2 separate regions of the Homo sapiens genome follow, and region 2 is linked to region 1. A link is a loop called in an ENCODE intact Hi-C map of the cell type or tissue named here. Cell type or tissue: HepG2. All regions are shown on one strand. Each heading gives the region's core, and the rest is flanking DNA. Links, peaks and the distances in the headings are about the cores only.

Region 1 (10,008 bases), core at 1,268-9,267:
GCCGAGATAATTCCCCCTCTTCTTTTGGATCTCAATTCAGTCACCACTCCTCAGGAAAACCTTTCCTGACCTCTCTAACTAGGTCTGATCCTTATGTTTCACTCTGAGGATACTGTGCACCTCTCATTTATAGCATTTTTTTATAGGTGGAATTTTATATTTATTTGATTGTCTCCTTATTAGACCCTTAGCTCCATTAGGGAGCAAGTTTGTCTGGACTCAGTCTCACCCCAGCACTTAGGTGCTTGGTACGTAGCCACTTTTCAGTGCACAATAATTATTTGTTGAAGGAATGAAGAATTGCAGCATGGTCTGTTGTAGGGTGCTTCAGTTACTGTAATTTAGATATGGTAGGCTCCTGGAGACATAAAATGGCCCTAATGCCTGTCACTATGAGAATGGTCTCTCTCCCTTTTTCTTTTGATTTATTGATTCATTTTTTTGTTTCTGAGTCATAGAGAAATGTCTCTTTTCCTTACAAGTTGCCTGTTAATAACTTCCCAGGCCTTAAGAAAGAATACAGTTATGCTTAGCCATCGTAGTTAACAGACTGCTTTACAAAATAAGCAAATTAAGACCAACACTGCCATGATGTCTAATTTAATTTTTAAAATTGATAGGAATCAGTGAAGTACCTGTCAAAGCATATTGAGAAAATGAATTCTGTGTTGCTTGTTCCATCGGTTTTTTCCTCATGATTTGTTTTCCTATCTTTCTAGCACTCTGATCTACAAATTTGGAAGAACCGAAGAGCTATGGACCTGAGATCACTTCTTAAGTCACATTTTCCTTTTGTTATATTCTGTTTGTAGATAGGTTTTTTATCTCTCAGTACACATTGCCAAATGGAGTAGATTGTACATTAAATGTTTTGTTTCTTTACATTTTTATGTTCTGAGTTTTGAAATAGTTTTATGAAATTTCTTTATTTTTCATTGCATAGACTGTTAATATGTATATAATACAAGACTATATGAATTGGATAATGAGTATCAGTTTTTTATTCCTGAGATTTAGAACTTGATCTACTCCCTGAGCCAGGGTTACATCATCTTGTCATTTTAGAAGTAACCACTCTTGTCTCTCTGGCTGGGCACGGTGGCTCATGCCTGTAATCCCAGCACTTTGGGAGGCCGAGGCGGGCCGATTGCTTGAGGTCAAGTGTTTGAGACCAGCCTGGCCAACATGGCGAAACCCCATCTACTAAAAATACAAAAATTAGCCAGGCATGGTGGTGGGTGCCTGTAATCCCAACTACCTAGGAGGCTGAGGCAGGAGAATCGCTTGAACCCGGGGGGCAGAGGTTGTAGTGAGCTGAGTTTGCGCCACTGCACTCTAGCCTGGGGGAGAAAGTGAAACTCCCTCTCAAAAAAAAGAAGGACCACTCTCAGTATCTGATTTCTGAAGATGTACAAAAAAATATAGCTTCATATATCTAGAATGAGCACTGAGCCATAAAAGGTTTTCAGCAAGTTGTAACTTATTTTGGCCTAAAAATGAGGTTTTTTTGGTAAAGAAAAAATATTTGTTCTTATGTATTGAAGAAGTGTACTTTTATATAATGATTTTTTAAATGCCCAAAGGACTAGTTTGAAAGCTTCTTTTAAAAAGAATTCCTCTAATATGACTTTATGTGAGAAGGGATAATACATGATCAAATAAACTCAGTTTTTTATGGTTACTGTAAAAAGACTGTGTAAGGCAGCTCAGCACCATGCTTCTCGTAAAAGCAGCTTCAAATATCCACTGGGGTTATCTTTTGACAACTTGCCATTATCTGATGTTACACAATTCAATAGCAAGCAAGTTTGAGACAATCGCAGTTTAAAAGCATGAACCATTTAACAAAAAGTGGAATAATTAAAGATAAAGCACTTCTTCCCAAAGGGAATTATCACCTAGTGAAAAATTATGCATTTCATCTACTCAGTTACCGACTGCAAGTCTCTCCTCGCTCTAGCTCTCAAGCTTTGGGTGAATATTCCTGTGAAATATATCTTCAACTTGAAAGTTCATACTCCAATCAAAAACTCCTTTTACTGAGTTTGCAGTACTGTATTTGCACTGTTTGTATTCCTCTGGGCCCTTATTGCTACTTTTGCTTTCCTTTGTTACACAGATTTTGTGTTGCACTTTTTCTCCAGAGGGGTGTTGTAGAGCCTTGGTTGTATGAATAATACCAGTGGTAGTGTCCACGGCTCTAATGTAAGCCCATTTGGCATCACTCCTCTCCTCTCTCTTGAGAGGATTTCTTGTGCACAGAGTATGAAGCAGTTGTGGAGCGCTGTGCCTTTGTCAAGATACCATCTTGTTTGATGACTTCTTTCTTTGCTGTTTTTTCTTCAAAATGTTAGTAAGCTCTGTCATGCTTCTAGCAAATTGTAAGACTAATTATTTGTTTCCACCTCATAACCTGTTGCAATAAATATTACTTCTCATACAGTTTAATATTGTTGTTTGTTGGAGAAAATGAACCATAAAAATTGATTTGCTGTTCAGTTTTCAATTATTCAAGTATACCCAATTAAAGATGCAGTTATGTTTATAAAATAAGAAGAAATAGACTTGTAAAATGCTTATGTGAGGGTTATTGAAGGTTTCCCTGAAGACTGACTGGAAATGGTGGCTGTTTTTTTCTATTTCTGACTCTGCCATGAATTTTTTTTTTTTTTTTTAAAGACAATATCTCACTCTGTTGCCTAGGCTGGAGTGCAGTGGTGCAACCACAGCTCACTGCACCTTCAAATGCTGGAGCTCAGGCAATCCTCTTACCTCCGCTTTCCAAGCAGCTGGGACCACAGGTACGTGTCATTATGTCTGGTTAATTAAAAAAAAATGTTTTGGGAGGCCTAGGTGGGCGGATCACGAGGTCAGGAGATCGAGACCATCCTGGCTAACATGGTGAAACCCTGTCTGTACTAAAAATACAAAAAAATTAGCCGGGCGTGGTGGGGGTCACCTGTAGTCCCAGCTACTTGGGAGGCTGAGGCAAGAGAATGGCGTGAACCTTGGAGGCAGAGCTTGCAGTGAGCCAAAATCGTGCCACTGCACTCCAGTCTGGGCAACAGAGCAAGACTCCATGTCATTAAAAAAAAAAGTTGTTTTTTGTAGAGACGGGGGTCTCACTATGCTGTTCTGGGTGAACTGGTCTCAACACATCCACCTGCCTCAACCTCACAAAGTGCTAGGTTGACAGGCATGAGCCACCACACCCAACCCTGAATTTGTTTTTTAGTTGTGAGCAAATCACTTAATTTTCTGTTTCTTCATTTTAAAAAAAGAGATAATGTGGTCAGGCGTGGGGGCTCACGCCTGTAATCCCAGCACTTTGGGAGGCCGAGGCGGGCAGATCATGAGGTCAGGAGTTCGAGACCAGCCTGGCCAACATACTGAAACCCGGTCTGTACTAAAAATACAACAAATTAGCCAGGCGTGGTGGTGCACCCCTGTAATCCCAGCTACTCGGGAGGCTGAGGCAGGGAGAATTGCTTGAACCCGGGAGGCAGAGGTTGCAGTGAGCCAAGATCGTGCAACTGCACTCCAGCTTGGGTGACAAAGCGAGACTCCGTCTAGAAAATAAAAAATAAATAAAAACATAAAAGAGATAATGTTAGTATCCACTCTTAGAAATATTATGAGTTAGGGCAGAATCTTTGGTAATCATCTACAAATGCATGTGATTCCCTTACTAAGGTTCTCAAGCTGTCACATAGATTCAGTGGTCATTGAATCTGAGTGTTTTTTGTGTGTGGACCAATATTATCAGAGTATTCCATTTTATTGCTCTAAGATCCTTGTATTCCTTGTGCTGTTGCCACTGAGTAAAAACCCAGAGGCTGTATTTTTCCAGTATATATATATATGTGTGTGTGTGTGTGTGTGTGTGTGTGTGTGTGTGTGTATTTCTATACACAAGACGTTGACTTGACATTGATTTGCATCAACATAATGAAATTGGAAGACTGAAAGATTGATGATATCAAACCATATAATTTGGCCCCTTGAGCAAGAGCCCCCAGAGGGTTTGACATGGGTGCATTGAACTCATGATCTCTACATTTTTCCCCAGTGGAAGGGTTTTCAGTCACAACATCAACTCAGGAGTCTTTGTTTTCATTGTTCTTTTTTATGGAGTCCTTTTTACAGTGTCTTACTCTTGCCCAGGCTGGAACGCCGTGGTGTGATTATAGCTCACTACTGCCTTGAACTCCTTGGCTCAAGCAGTCCTCCCCTCAGTCTACTATAGGTGTGCACCACCACACTCAGCTCTCCTTTTTAGATTTAGTTGCACCTTTCCCAAGTTGCTTTTAGAACACTGGTGGCCCTGAAGGTGTACCTGAGAAAAGGTGTGTGTGTCAAAGAAGCTTGGGAAACCCTGGGCTGAACTAGGTCTAAACATGTTTTTTCTTTCTTTATTTCTTGATTTTTTTTTTTTTTTTCAGATGGAGTTTTGCTCTTGTCACCCAGGCTGGAGTGTAGTGGTGCAATCTCAGCTCACTGCAACCTCTGTCTCCCAGGTTCAAATGGTTCTCGTGCCTCAGCCTCCCGAGTAGCTGGGGTTACAGGTGGGTACCATCCTACCCGGCTAATTTTTGTATTTTTAGTAGAGACATGGTTTCACCATATTGGCCAAGCTGGTCTCAAATTCCTGACCCCAGGTGATCCACCCGCCTCGGCCTCCCAAAGTGTTGGGATTACAGGCGTGAGCACTGCGCCCCGCCTTCTTGCTTAGTCTTTTTTAGAGAGGGGTCTTGCTATGTTGCCCAGGCTGGTCTTGAATTCCTGAGCTCAAGTGATCCTCCTGCCTCAGCCTCCTGAGTAGCTGGGACTAGAGGTGCAAATCACCACACTAGGCTCCAAAACACCTTTTTAAAATTCTGTAAAGTTCTTTTCTTTCTTAGAGGTTTTTTTTTTTTTTTTTTTTTTTGTGTGTGTGTGTGTGTGTGTATTGTATGTCTTTAGGAGGAGGGTGTCAATTATATGGTGTTTTCTATTACTGAGACTTGGAAATTTATCTCCTGGAACATGTTGAAAAATGTAATTTGGGGCCAGGCACAGCGGCTCTCGCCTGTACTCCCAGTACTTTGGGAGTCCGAGGCGGGCAGATTACTTGAGGTCAGGAGTTCGAGATCAGCCTGGCCAACATAGTGAAACCCATCTCTACTAAAAATACAAAAAATTAGCCAAGTATGGTGGTACATGCCTGTAATCCCAGCTACTTGGGATGCTGAGGCAGGAGAATTGCTTGAGCCCAGGAGGCAGAGGCTGCAGTGAGCTCAGATCAAGCCACTGTACTCCAGTGTGGGCAACAGAGCAAGACTGTCTCAAAAAAAAATAAAAAATAAAAAATAAAAAAAATAAAAGAAAAATGTAATTTGGGGAAAGTGCTGCTATGGTGGCTTTAGAATAGATAGAACACAGGGAATTAACAAAAGGAGAGGAAAATGTTTAGGTGTGGGCATGGCTGGCTTTGGGAAAAGCCTGTGGCCAGCCTGATTATGGGGAATAAAAATGGTGGCAGGAGGGCACAGTAGGAAGAATTCTTCCAATTGCGTTGTTACTAGACAGTTGTGGTTTGGGCGCTGGGATTCTCGGAGGCCTATGGATTTAAGTTTAGGTTGGTTTACTTCTCCCTTATTCCCTTATTCTGGCACTGCCATTTATTAGCTATTTGACTGCAAGACTGTTTCCCTGTCTGTAAGTATGTTTGAGAATTAATCTGAGGAAATGCTTAACAAAGTTCCTGGAAATAATAAGTGATTCACACAAGTAGGCTTTTTTTTTCCTTTTTTTTTTGAGACAGAGTCTCACTCTGTCATCCAGGCTGGAGTGCAGTGGCTCACTGCAGCCTCAGCCTCCTGGGTTCAAGCCATTCTCGTGCCTTGGCCTCCCAAGTAACTGGGATTGTAGGCACATGCCACCACGCCTGGCTAATTGTTTTTGTATTTTTAGTAGAGATGGGGTTTTGCCATGTTGGCCAGGCTGGTCTCGAACTTCTAACCTCAAGCGATCCGCCAGCCTTGGCCTCCCAAAGTGCAGGGAATTACAGGCGCCGTGCCCGGCATTTCTTATGATGACTTTTGAAGGGATGTTTCCTTTCTCATCTGATGACTTTTTAGCTTTTTGCCACAAGGTGGCATGCCATGCTAAGAAAAACAAGACTTCCAAGTTTAGAGCCTGCCAGAGCATTTTTTTGTAGCACTTTTATCACAGCTTAAGTAATTTTACTTAGGGTTTTGGATAGCAGTAAATGCCTCTTCAATTCTTTCAGCTGTGGCAGATAGGATATTTTAAATTTCTTTGAGTAAGTATGGCAGGACAGGCTGCCTAGACCCTCATGGATTATGCCAGTGTAGAGAGTGCTGGGTCTTTGATTTGGGGAGCATGTTGACCTCTTCCCCACCCCAGAGGTCTAGACATAAAACCAGAGAGCTCTCCAAAAAGGATGTAAATTGTGCTCTTTTCCAGCAGCAGTTTCTGGTTTTTTTTTTTTTTTTTTGAGACTGGGTCTCACTCTGTCACCCTCCACCTCCCAGGCTCAAGCGATCCTCCCACCTCAGCCTTCCAAGTAGCTCAGGTGCATGCCACTACATCCTGGCTAATTGTTAATGTTTTGTAGAGATGGGGTTTCACCATGTTACCCAGGCTGGTCTCGAACTCCTGGGCTCAAAGGATCTGCCTACCTCAGCCTCCTAAAGTGCTGGGATTACAGGTATGAACCACTGCACCCAGCCAGCAGTTTCTTTTGTTTCTTTTTCTTTCTTTTTTTTTTTTTTTTTGTAAAGAGATGGAGTCTCACTATTTTACCCAGGCTGGAGTACAGTGGCTTTCACAGGCATGAACATTGCACACTTCGACCTGGAACTCTTGAGCTCAAGTGACCCTCCAGCCTCAGCCTCCCGAGTAGCTGGGACTATAGTACAGGTCTGTGCTCCAACAGTTTCTACTCCTGGTGCCAAAAACATTATTCAGTGTGATCAGTGTACTTCCCTCCCACCATGGAAGTTGTGAGTTTAGAAATTAACCTTTTTTTTTTTTGAGACAGGGTCTGGCTCTGTCACCCAGGCTGGAGTGCAGTGGTGTGAGCTCGGCTCACTGCAACCTCTGCCTCCTAGGCTCAAGAGATCCTCTCTCCTCAGTCTCCTGAGTAGCTTGGACTACAGACGCACGCCACCATGCCTGGCTAATTGTATTTTTTGTAGAGACACGGTTTCACCATGTTGCCCAGATTGGTCTGGAGCTCCTGAGCTCAAGCGGTCTGCTCACCTCAACTTCCCAAAGTGCTAGGATTACAGGCGTGAGCCACTGCGCCCAGCCTGAGATTAACTTTTTATGTTGAAATTACATCAGACTTACCAGGAGAGTTATAAAAATAGCACAAAGAGGCCAGGCATGGTGCTCACGCCTATATCTCAGTGCTTTGGGAGGCCAAGGTGGGCGGATCACCGGAGGTCAGGAGTTCAAGACCAGCTTGGCCAACATGGTGAAATCCCATCTCTACTAAAAATACAAAAATTAGCCAGGCGTAGTGGCAGGTGCCTATAATCCCAGCTACTTGGGAGGCTGAGGCAGGAGAATCGCTTGAACCCAGGAGGCGGAAGTTGCAGTGAGCCAAGACCCCGCCATTGCACTCCAGCCTGGGCGACAGAGCGAAACTCTGTAAAAAAACAAACAAACAAACAAAAAAAAACCACAAAGAATTCCTGTATAACCTTTCAGATTCCCAGAAGTTAACATTTTACTACATTTGCTTTGGTCTGTTATTTTAAATGTTTGGCAGCATGCTGCAGATGTGACGCCTGTTTACTTACCCTTGAATCCTGTGTATATTTCCCCCCAAACATCACTGCGATACGATGCCAAAGTCAGAAAATTAACATTGATACAGTACTTTGTGCCTTATTCAAATTCTTCAGATTACCCCTGTAATGTACTTTATAGTAAAGAAAAATACTATTTTTCTGTGGCAGGATCCTGCCCATGGTCACACGTTGCATTTAGTCGTCATATCCCTGCAGTGTCTCTAATATTTGGAATGGTTCTTCAGTCTTTGTCTTCTGTGACTAGGCATTTGGAACTTGAGTGGCTTACGTATCAGGACTACTAGCAGTTGCTGTGTGCCTTTGTGTTCTGTTTAGGTCAACAGCACCTGTGGGGTTGTGCGGTGCACAGCCTACAGGAATGTACCCACAGCCCCGACTACTGGTGCTCCACTATTTTAGTAGTTAGCATGGGGCTGGCCACTTGAGAAGTGTCTGGATCTGGAGGACACTTGAAGGTACTCACAGTTGTATTAAGGGTCACAGGAAAATTTCAGAAAGTAAATAGTCAAGAAACACATTAGTTTGATTGATTAATTGAATTTTATGCCAGGCAAAATTTTGTACCTGCCCATCTCCAAGGACCTCAGGGTCCTCCTACCTGGACTTACCAGCTCTTTAAGGGTTTGACCCTCTCTTAGGCTTTTCAGATACAAAAATACTCTTATTACCCACAGAGAATAGATCAGATATTTTTATTCACCTGAATGTAGAAATGAAACGAGTTGAATTAATATTTACAGTTATTATACATTGTTACTCATACCACTATTTAATTTCAAGGAAAATCATTAATATCATATGTTGTGCTTTTTGTTTTGATTTGTTTTGTTTTTTTTTTTGAGACAGAGTCTCTCTCTGTTAGCCCAGGCTGGAGTGCAGTGGCACGATCTTGCTCACTGCAACCTCCGCCTCCCAGGTTCAAGCGATTCTCATGCCTTAACCTACTGAGTAGCTGGAACTACAGGCATGCACCATCATGCCTGGCTAATTTTTGTATTTTTAGTAGAGACGGGGTTTCTCCATGTTGGCCAGGCTGGTGTCGAACTCCTGACCTCAAGTGATCTGCCTGCCTCTGCCTCCCAAAGTGCTGGGATTACAGGCATGAGCCAGCGCGCCTGGCCACATATCATTTGATGTTTATGTTGTAGCTAGGTATATGGATGTAAAGTAACCCTGAGGGTCTGCCTCCCTCCTCTTTTTTTGATAACTGAGGGGCCCAGAGAAGCTAGTGCTGCCTGTATTTCTACAATGGGATGAATTTTTAGGCTATCATTTTTTAGGAATGTCTAGGTGTCATTCCTAGAGCATTGGCAAGTTGCCCTGACCAGAGTCCTCTCCTTAGCAACGGGTGGCTCTGAGGCCCCAGGTCCCAAGTAACCACTCTGACCAGTTTCCATACCCTCTCAAGCGTAGCCAGCTGTTTTCCCTCACCACAGACTGGAAACAAGGAGAAAGACGTCACTTTCACTTCATTCCCGTGGGACAGTCCTTGAGTCTCAAGGGAGGCTGGGAGTGGCAGTGAAGGGTGGGGAGGCATGACTGCATCTCCGGAAGCTGCTGGGGTGGAGTCTCACTTCTCATCAAACAGAAGGACAGCTGGGGATGTTCTCATCTCAAATAGAGACTATTTGGCAAACAGCAAATATATTTTGAAGGGCTCTGGGCGCCTCAGAGATGTGACTGCATAGTGTGGAAGTTGTCAGAATCAAAATGGAGTCACTTGTGCTTCAAACAAACAAGCAAACAAATAAAAAACCCTGACAAATAGAGCTGGGGAAGGCCATGAAGGATTCTCATGCAAAAATGCTTGATAACAAAAATGATCACAAGGCCGGGCGTGGTGGCTCATGCCTGTAATCCCAGCATTTTAGAAGGTTGAGGCAGGTGGATCACTTGAGGTCAGGAGTTCAAGACCAGCCTGGGCAACATGGCAAAATCCCATCTCTACTAAAAATACAAAAAATTAGCCAGGCATGGTGGCGGATGCCTGTAGTCCCAGCTACTAAGGAGGCTGAGACAGGAGAATTTCTTGAATCCAGGAGGCAGACGTTGCAGTGAGCTGTGATTGCATCACTGCCCTCCAGCTTGGGTGACAGAGCAAGACTCTGTCTCTAAATAAATAAATAAATAAAAATGATCACAAAAGACTGCAAAAATCTCAACCTTGCACAAAGCCCTTCACCGC
Region 2 (8,000 bases), core at 1-8,000, 160 kb before region 1:
AAACACAGCAAAATGTTTCTTTAAAAGAAGTACGACAGGCGTGGTGGCTCATGCCTGTAATCCCAGCACTTTGGGAGGCCAAGGCAGGTGGAACCCCTCAAAAGTTTGAGACCAGCCTGGCCAACATGACAAAACCCCGTCTCTACTAAAAATATAAAAAATTAGCCAGCTGTGGTGGCACATGCCTGTAGTCCGAGCTACTCAAGAGGATGAGGCACGAGACTCGCTTGAACCCAGGAGACAGAGGTGAGCCAAAATTGTGCCACTGTACTCCAGCCTGGGCAACAGAGCAAGACTCTGTCTCAAAAAAATAAAATAGCATAAAATAAGTACTTTAAGGCTGGGTGTGGTGGCTCATGCCTATAATCCCAACATTTTGGGAGGCTGAGGTAGGAGGATTGCTTGAGCCCAGGAGTTCAAGACCAGCCTTGGCAACTTGCTTGTCTCTACCAGCAAATAAAATTTTGTAAAAAAAAAAAAAAAAGGCTAGGCATGGTGGCTCACGCCTGTAATCCCAGCACTTTGGGAGGCCGAGGCGGGCGGATCACAAGGTCAGGAGATCGAGACCATCCTGGCTAACACAGTGAAACCCCCTCTCTACTAAAAAATACAAAAAAATTAGCCGGGCGTGGTGGCAGGTGCCTGTAGTCCCAGCTACTCAGGAGGCTGAGGCAGGAGAATGGCGTGAACCTGGGAGGTGGAGCTTGCAGTGAGCCGAGATCGCGCCACTGCACTCCAGCCTGGGCAACAGAGCGATAGAGCGAGACTCTGTCTGAAAAGAAAAGAAAAGAGAAGAGAAGGAAAGAAAGACTTTAAGAATGGGCAACATAGCAAGATCATCTCAACAAAAAGTTTGTTTAAAAAAAAAAAGTACTAGGCCAAGCACAGTAGCTCACACCAATAATCCCAGCACTTTGGGAGGCCAAGGCAGAGCCAATTGCTTGAGCTCAGGAGTCCGAGACTAGCCTGGATAACATGGTGAAACCCCATCTCTACAAGAAATAAAAAAAATAAATAAATAATAACTAGATATGGTGGTGTGTGCCTATAGTCCCAGCTGCTTGGGAGGCTGAGAAGGAAGAATCGCTTGAACCTAGGAGGTTGAGGCTACTGTTAGCTGTATTTGCGCCACTGCACTCTAGCCTGTCTCAGAAAAAAAGTAGTACTTTAAGAAGGAGCTCTTACACAGCAAAGGAAACAACAGTGTGCAGAGACAGCCTACAGACTGGGGGAAAATGTTGATAAGCCGTACATCTGATAAGGGGTTAATATAGTGATATAGAAGGAGCTCAGAAAACAGCAAGAAGAAAAAAACAATTAGAAAAGGGTCAAAGGACCTGAATAGACATTTCTCAAAAGAAGACATGTGAAAAAATACTCGACATCAGTAATCATTAGGGAAATGCAAATTAAAACCACAAAGAAATACCATCTCATACCTGTCAGAATAGCTGTTACCAAAAAGATGAAAGGTAAGTATTGGCGAGAATGTGGAGAAAAGGGAAACTTTGTACGCTATTGGTGAGAATGTAAACTAGTACAGTCATTATGGAAAGTGTATGAATGTTCCTCAAAAATCAAAACATAGAATTACCATATGATTCAGTAATCCTCCTTCTGGATATTTTCCCGGAAGCTTTGAAATCAGATGTCTTGCACTCCCATATTCATTGCAGCACTATTCACAACAGCCAAGTTGTGGACTCAACCTAAGTGTCCAGATGAATGAATAATATGATATAGATATACACAATGGAATACTGTTCAGCCTTTAAAAAGCAGGAAATTGTGTCATTTGTGACAACACAGATGGAAATGGAGAGCACTATGCTGAGTGAAATAAGCCAGGCACAGAAAGGCAGATACAGCATGTTCTCACTTCTATGTGGAATCTAAAACAAACTCATAGAGGCAGAGAGTAGAATGGTGGCTACAGAGGCTGCGGGCTGGGGAGAATGGAGTGTTGATGGACAAAGGGTATAAAATCTCAGCTAAACAGGAGGGATATGTTTTTATTTATTTGTTTATTCATGAGATGGAGTTTTGCTCTTATTGCCCAGGCTGGAGTGCAATGGCGTGATCTCGGCTCACTGCAACCTCCGCCTCCCAGGTTCAAGCAATTCTCCTGCCTCAGCCTCCCGAGTAGCTGGGATTACAGGTGCCAGCCGCCACACCTGGCTACTTTTTGTATTTTTAGTAGAGACGGGGTTTCTCCATGCTGGCCAGGCCCGTCTCGAACTCCTGACCTCAGGTGACCTGCCCACCTCGGCCTCCCAAAGTGCTGGGATTATAGGCGTGAGCCACCGCGCCCAGCCAAGGGATATGTTTTTATTTTCAGTTCTTTGCACAGCATGGTGAGTATAGTTAATAATAGAGTATTGTACATTTCAAAATTGCTGAGAGTAAATTTCAAATGTTTTCATCATAAAATATGTTAAGTATTTGAGATGATGGCTATGTTAACTTGCTTGATTTAATTATTCCACATTGTATTCGTAAATCATAGCATCATTTTGTGCCCCATAAATTTATACAATTATAACTTGTCAATTTACAATGTTTAAAAAAAAAAGAATGATGACTAACAGTGTGACCTTTAGGCTAGATCCTAGGCATGCTGACTGCATCTATAAATGAGGACACTCAACTGAATAACCTGTAATCTCTGTTGTAGCTCCAACCTTTTGTAAAAGGGAATAATTTCAGTTTCCCGGCAAGTTTGTAGGGGAAAACTTTCAGTTCACCACAACTCTATTTTAGTTTCTATTACTTTCCTGGTGATTTTTTTTGTATATAATTTGTTTTTATTTTTAATTTGTCTTTGGTGTTTTGTTTTTTGTTTGCTTGTTTATTTTTGAGACAGGGTCTTACTCTGTAGCCCAGGCTGCAGTGAAGTGGAATTATCACAATTCACTGCAGCCTCAAACTCCTGGGTTCAAGAGATCCTCCCACCTCAGCCTCCCAAGTAGCTGGGACAATAGGCATGCACCACCATGTCTGGCTAACTTTTTTTTGTAGAAACTGTCTTGCCATGTTGCCCAGGCTGGTCTCTAACTCCTGAGCTCAAGTGATCTTCCCGCCTTGGCCTCCCAAAGTGCTGGCATTACAGGTATGAGCCACTATGCCAGCCTTCATGATTGTTTAATGAGTGCTCAGTGCTCAGTCACTTTCAACTCAAATAAGTCTGTTCTTTACCAAACCAAAGAGCTATGTTTCAAACATTCCCCCAAAATGTGGTGTTAGTCCTATTTCTCAAACTTGATAATAGAGTTAAAGAGTAGAGTAATTCTTCCAACTCTTTTGTACTTTTCAGTTCTTAAGCAATTCTGTCAAGCCTAAAACTAATTTTATTTTTCATTCAAAATTTTCAGCATTGTTGTTTTTATTCCTTTGGAGCTAAACTAGAAAGAGATCAAATTATAATTCTTAGATGCTGAAATATGGCTCGCATTTATTTGTTTAATTGTTTTTTGAGATGGAGTTGCACTCTTGTTGCCCAGGCTGGAGTGCAATGAATGGTGTGATCTCAGCTCACTGCAACCTCTGCCTCCTGGGTTCAAGTGATTCTCCTGCCTCAGCCTCCCAAGTAGCTGGGATTACAGGCATGCGCCACCACGCCTGACTAATTTTTTGTATTTTTAGTAGAGATGGGGTTTCTCCATGTTGGTCAGGCTGGTCTTGAACTCCTGACCTCAGGTGCTCTGCCTGTCTCGGCCTCCCATAGTGCTGGGATTACAGGTGTGAGCCACTGCACCTGGCCTTATTTGTTTAGTTTTTATAACATAATAAACACCTGTGGACCCCCAACACAAAAGCAAGTGTGTTGACATTAACCCACATCTAACCATGCAATTTTTTTTTTGAGACAAAGTCTTGCCCTGTCACCTAGTCTGGAGTGCAATGGCGCGATCTCAGCTCACCGCAACCTCCATCTCCTGGGTTCAAGCGATTCTCCTGCCTCAGCCTCCCAAGTAGCTGGAATTACAGGTGCCTGCCACCATGCCTGGCTAATTTTTGTATTTTTAGTAGAGACGGGGTTTCACCATGTTGGCCAGGCTAGTCTCAAACTCCTGACCTCAGGTGATCTGCCTACCTTGGCCTCCCAAAGTGCTGGGATTACAGGTGTGAGCCACCTTGCCTGGCCGCAGTTAGCATTTCTTTAAGGACAACATGATTGAGTTTTTAATAAAAATATGGTAGTCCCAATCCTTTTGATAGAAGATGTTCCCAATAAGTAAATTATACGTTGATTGAGCGTGCACTGTTGAAATAGATGTGCTTTAAAGTCATATATTCACCTTATGAGCTATGTGGCATTAGACAAATTAATCAATTACCCTGAACCCTATTTCATCATCCGTAAAATTGGGAGAATAGCTATCTTAAAGAGTTACCTAAGGAATAAAGTACTGTGTGTGCTATCACCTGGTGCTTAATATGTTTTTACTGTTTTAATTCTCAGCTCTTGTCTGAGCATTTCAACATGCATGTTTGAATGCTCCACTTCGCCCACTAGATGGCACTAGTTTGTTGCTAAATGCAGTGCTGACTACTCTGGCTAGTCCACATGAATCATTGCTACTAGAGGAAGCATTTCAAAGAGCTGGTAAAGACTGTGAAAGTGTTATAAAGTTGATCTTAGGTAAAATGAGAAAGAATTTCTTGGCCAGGCGTGGTGGCTTACACCTGTAATCCCGGCACTTTGGGAGGCCAAGGTAGGCAGATCACCTGAGGTCAGGAGTTCGAGACCAGCCTGGCCAACATGGTGAAACCCCGTCTCTACTAAAAAAATACAAAAATTAGCCAGGCCTGGTGGTGTGCACCTGTAATCCCAGCTACTTGGGAGGCTGAGGCAGGAGAATTGCTTGAACCCAGGAGGGGGAGGGTGCAGTGAGCCAAGATCACACCACTGCACTCCAGCCTGGCGACAGAGTGAGACTCCATCTCAAAAAAAAAAGAATTCTTGTACTGCGGAAAAATTACATCAGTGTACAACATAAATACAAAACAAAAATTAAATAGTGAAACATGTTAAGGAATAGTTTCACGGTCAGATCATGCGGAACTTTTTAAACTATATTAGGAGTTGCATTTGGTTCCAAGTACAGTGTAAAGCCATTGATAAATTTTAAGCAGGGAATTGTTAGGATGTCAGTTATCTTTTTAAAATATCATTCTGATGATTCTGTTTTTTAAAGATACTGTTAAAGAGATTGAAAACAGAAGGCACAAAGTTGAAAATAATATTTACAGCACATGAACAAATGACTTCTCTAGAATATATAAAGAATTCCTGTAAAGCTCTAAATAAGAAAAAGACAAAACAATAGAAAAATTGATTAACACTTGAAAAAGGAATTCACAAAAGGAATTCCAGATGGCCAGTGAACATGGAAAGATGCTCAACCTCTTTTAGTAGTCAGAGAAAGCAAATTAAAATCATAGTAAGAAACTATTACCTACCTACATAATTGGTAAAAATATATAAATGTGATCATTCCACAAGTTGACAAGGACATTCACAGCAACAGGACACTACTGTGGGAAAGTAAATTGATGCAATTACTTTGGAAAGGTGTAGTTAAGGAACAGATAATATACCTGGGACCTAGGATTTCCACTCCAATTTAAGTATCCTAGGAAAACCCATGCACGGTGTAACAATATTTTTCATATACGAACACACTTAGCAGCATTGTTTGTAACTGACAAAAATTGGAGACAACACAAATGTTCATCAGCTAAACAATGGGTAAGCAAATGAAGGTGTTTTTAATATATTGGAATGCCATAAAACAACAAGAATGAAAGTGCTCTAACAGCCTCATCCACAGAATGGATGCCTTAAAAACATAATATGGAACATAAAAAGCAAGGTAGAAAAGAATGCATATGGTATGATTCCATTCAGATAAAGTTTAAAGCCTTGGCAATATGAAATTTTTTTTTTTTTTTTTTTGAGACGGAGTCTTGCTCTGTCACCCAGGCTGGAGTGCAGTGGTGCAATCTTAGCTCACTGCAACCTCCACCTCCCGGGTTCACACCATTCTCCTGCCTCAGCCTCTCCAGTAGTTGGGACCAAAGGCGCCTGCCACCACGCCTGGCTACTTTTTTTTTTTTTTTTTTTTTTTTGAGACGGAGTCTCGCTGTGTCACCCAGGCTGGAGTGCATTGGCATGAGCTCTGCTCGCTACAAGCTCTGCCTCCCGGGTTCACACCATTCTCTTGCCTCAGCCTCTCCGAGTAGCTGGGAATACAGGCGCCCGCCACCACGCCTGGCTAATTTTTTGTATTTTCAGTAGAGACGGGGTTTCACCGTGGTCTCGATCTCCTGAGCTCGTGATCCGCCCGCCTCGGCCTCCCAAAGTGCTAGGATTACAAGCGTGAGCCACCACGCCCGGCCAGAGACGGGGTTTCACCGTGTCAGTCAGGATGGTCTCGATCTCCTGACCTCGTGATCTGCCTGCCTCGGCCTCCCAAAGTGCTGGGATTACAGGCGTGAGCCACCACGCCAGGCCAGGAAATTGTATTGTTTAGGAATGCGTACTAATGAGTGATACAAATAAGAAATTGCATGAGAATGGTGGTGACCTTTGGTGAGGAGAGAAGAGGCTGCTGGGGTGATGGTTGTGCTCTCTCTCCACCAGGATGGTATACCGTTAACTTTGCATATTTCCTTTATATTTATTCATCCAGCTATATTTTATATTTTACATACTTTTTCTGCACATTTTATTTCACAATATAAAAAGTTTTAAAAATACACACACACTGACTCCTATATGGAGAATTATTCATGGGCAAATAATGGAAAGTATTGTAGGTGAGAGAGAATGGGAGTAGGGGCTTGGACCAGGGCCATAGTAGTACTAGAGATGGAGAGAAATAGATCCAGGAGGTAGGACTTGTGGGACTTGCTAACAGATTGTTTCTTCTTGTTCTTTATGATAGTTCATAAACCAGAAAAGGTCACATGGACGGAAGCAGCAGGAAGCATTCGGGATGGAGTGCGTGCCTATACAGCTCTGCATTATCTTTCTCATCTCTCTCCTGGAAAATCAGTGCTGATAATGGATGGAGCAAGTGTAGGTGCTAATGGTTTTGTTAAGAAACAGACAAGCATACAGTAAACTTAGGAAATTTAGCAATGAGCCATCCATTTGCTAATATAATTCTTTGCCAATAGCTTATTGATTGACTTTTTTTCCAGTGTCCTATTTTGTTATAATAAGCAGCTTTTATCAATAGAAGATCAAAGTTAGATTTAGTGTGATTAGTTTATGACTTTGAATCTGCTGGTACATTAAAAAGACAAGCCATTTTTATTCATTCCTGTTAGACAAAGCCTAAGATGCCACATGAGCCTTTGAAGTCATAGTCCAGAATTCCCTAATAGCTTTGTAGCCTATTTCCCACCCTCACACTTACGTTGATCAAGTATTGGCATTTTATGTATAGATGGATCACACAAAAGATCAACACGTCCTAATTTAAACATATTACATATATCAAAAAATAGTTCAAGACACTAAAAGAATACATAAAATATTGTCATCTAAAAATGTTAAGAAAATCTTGAAATTAACTTATAGTTTTATTTTCTAACTGGCTTGTGATGAAATGCTTTCTTCCTGCTTTTCTTTGAAGAAAAGGCAAAGCTGTCTTCAGCACTGGCTTCAGCCTGATATCCAACATCAGGATAGTAGTGTTTCCCCAAACTTACCCTATAGGTCTGAACAGGATGGAGCTTTTGAAGTGTTTTGATCTTCAAAGAGAGATAGCTGGACTCCCATATATAGTATATAATTAGCTTAGACCATCGCATTGACAAGGCCCAGTTTTCTCTTTGCAAGGCCATGTGTCTGAATGTGGCCCTCCATCCTTGAAATTATGTGCTGTGGTCAGACTGAGTGACAGCGTGTGACATGCAGCTTTTCCACCACCCCTTGTAAAGAAGAAAGTCAATCAAATATTTCCCCTATTAAACTTGCCCATAACTTT

The links. A loop is a pair of places that touch in the nucleus more often than their neighbours do. Peaks named below come from ENCODE experiments on the same cell type or tissue, not always from the same donor. Only the 100,000 strongest peaks of a DNase experiment are listed, where the experiment ranks them.
Region 2: it touches region 1 in a loop (7-fold over the local background); 7 of 110 quality-filtered maps call a loop at or near these places.

Annotation. Positions count from the first base shown.
Region 1 is chr21:33,441,575-33,451,582 of GRCh38, reverse strand. It overlaps TMEM50B (transmembrane protein 50B), which reads left to right. Exons shown (of 7, transcript NM_006134.7): 7 at 720-2,442. The coding sequence ends at 765. Among named protein-coding and RNA genes, the nearest start is that of TMEM50B, 33 kb to the left of the region's middle. In HepG2, for the core only: a CTCF peak has its summit at 6,136 (motif pointing right); a DNase peak (open chromatin) is centred at 6,132.
Region 2 is chr21:33,602,488-33,610,487 of GRCh38, reverse strand. CRYZL1 (crystallin zeta like 1) reads left to right here. Exons shown (of 13, transcript NM_145858.3): 7 at 6,951-7,084. Among named protein-coding and RNA genes, the nearest start is that of DONSON, 18 kb to the right of the region's middle. RefSeq lists an enhancer at 4,560-4,649. In HepG2, for the core only: a CTCF peak has its summit at 4,513 (motif pointing right); a DNase peak (open chromatin) is centred at 4,527.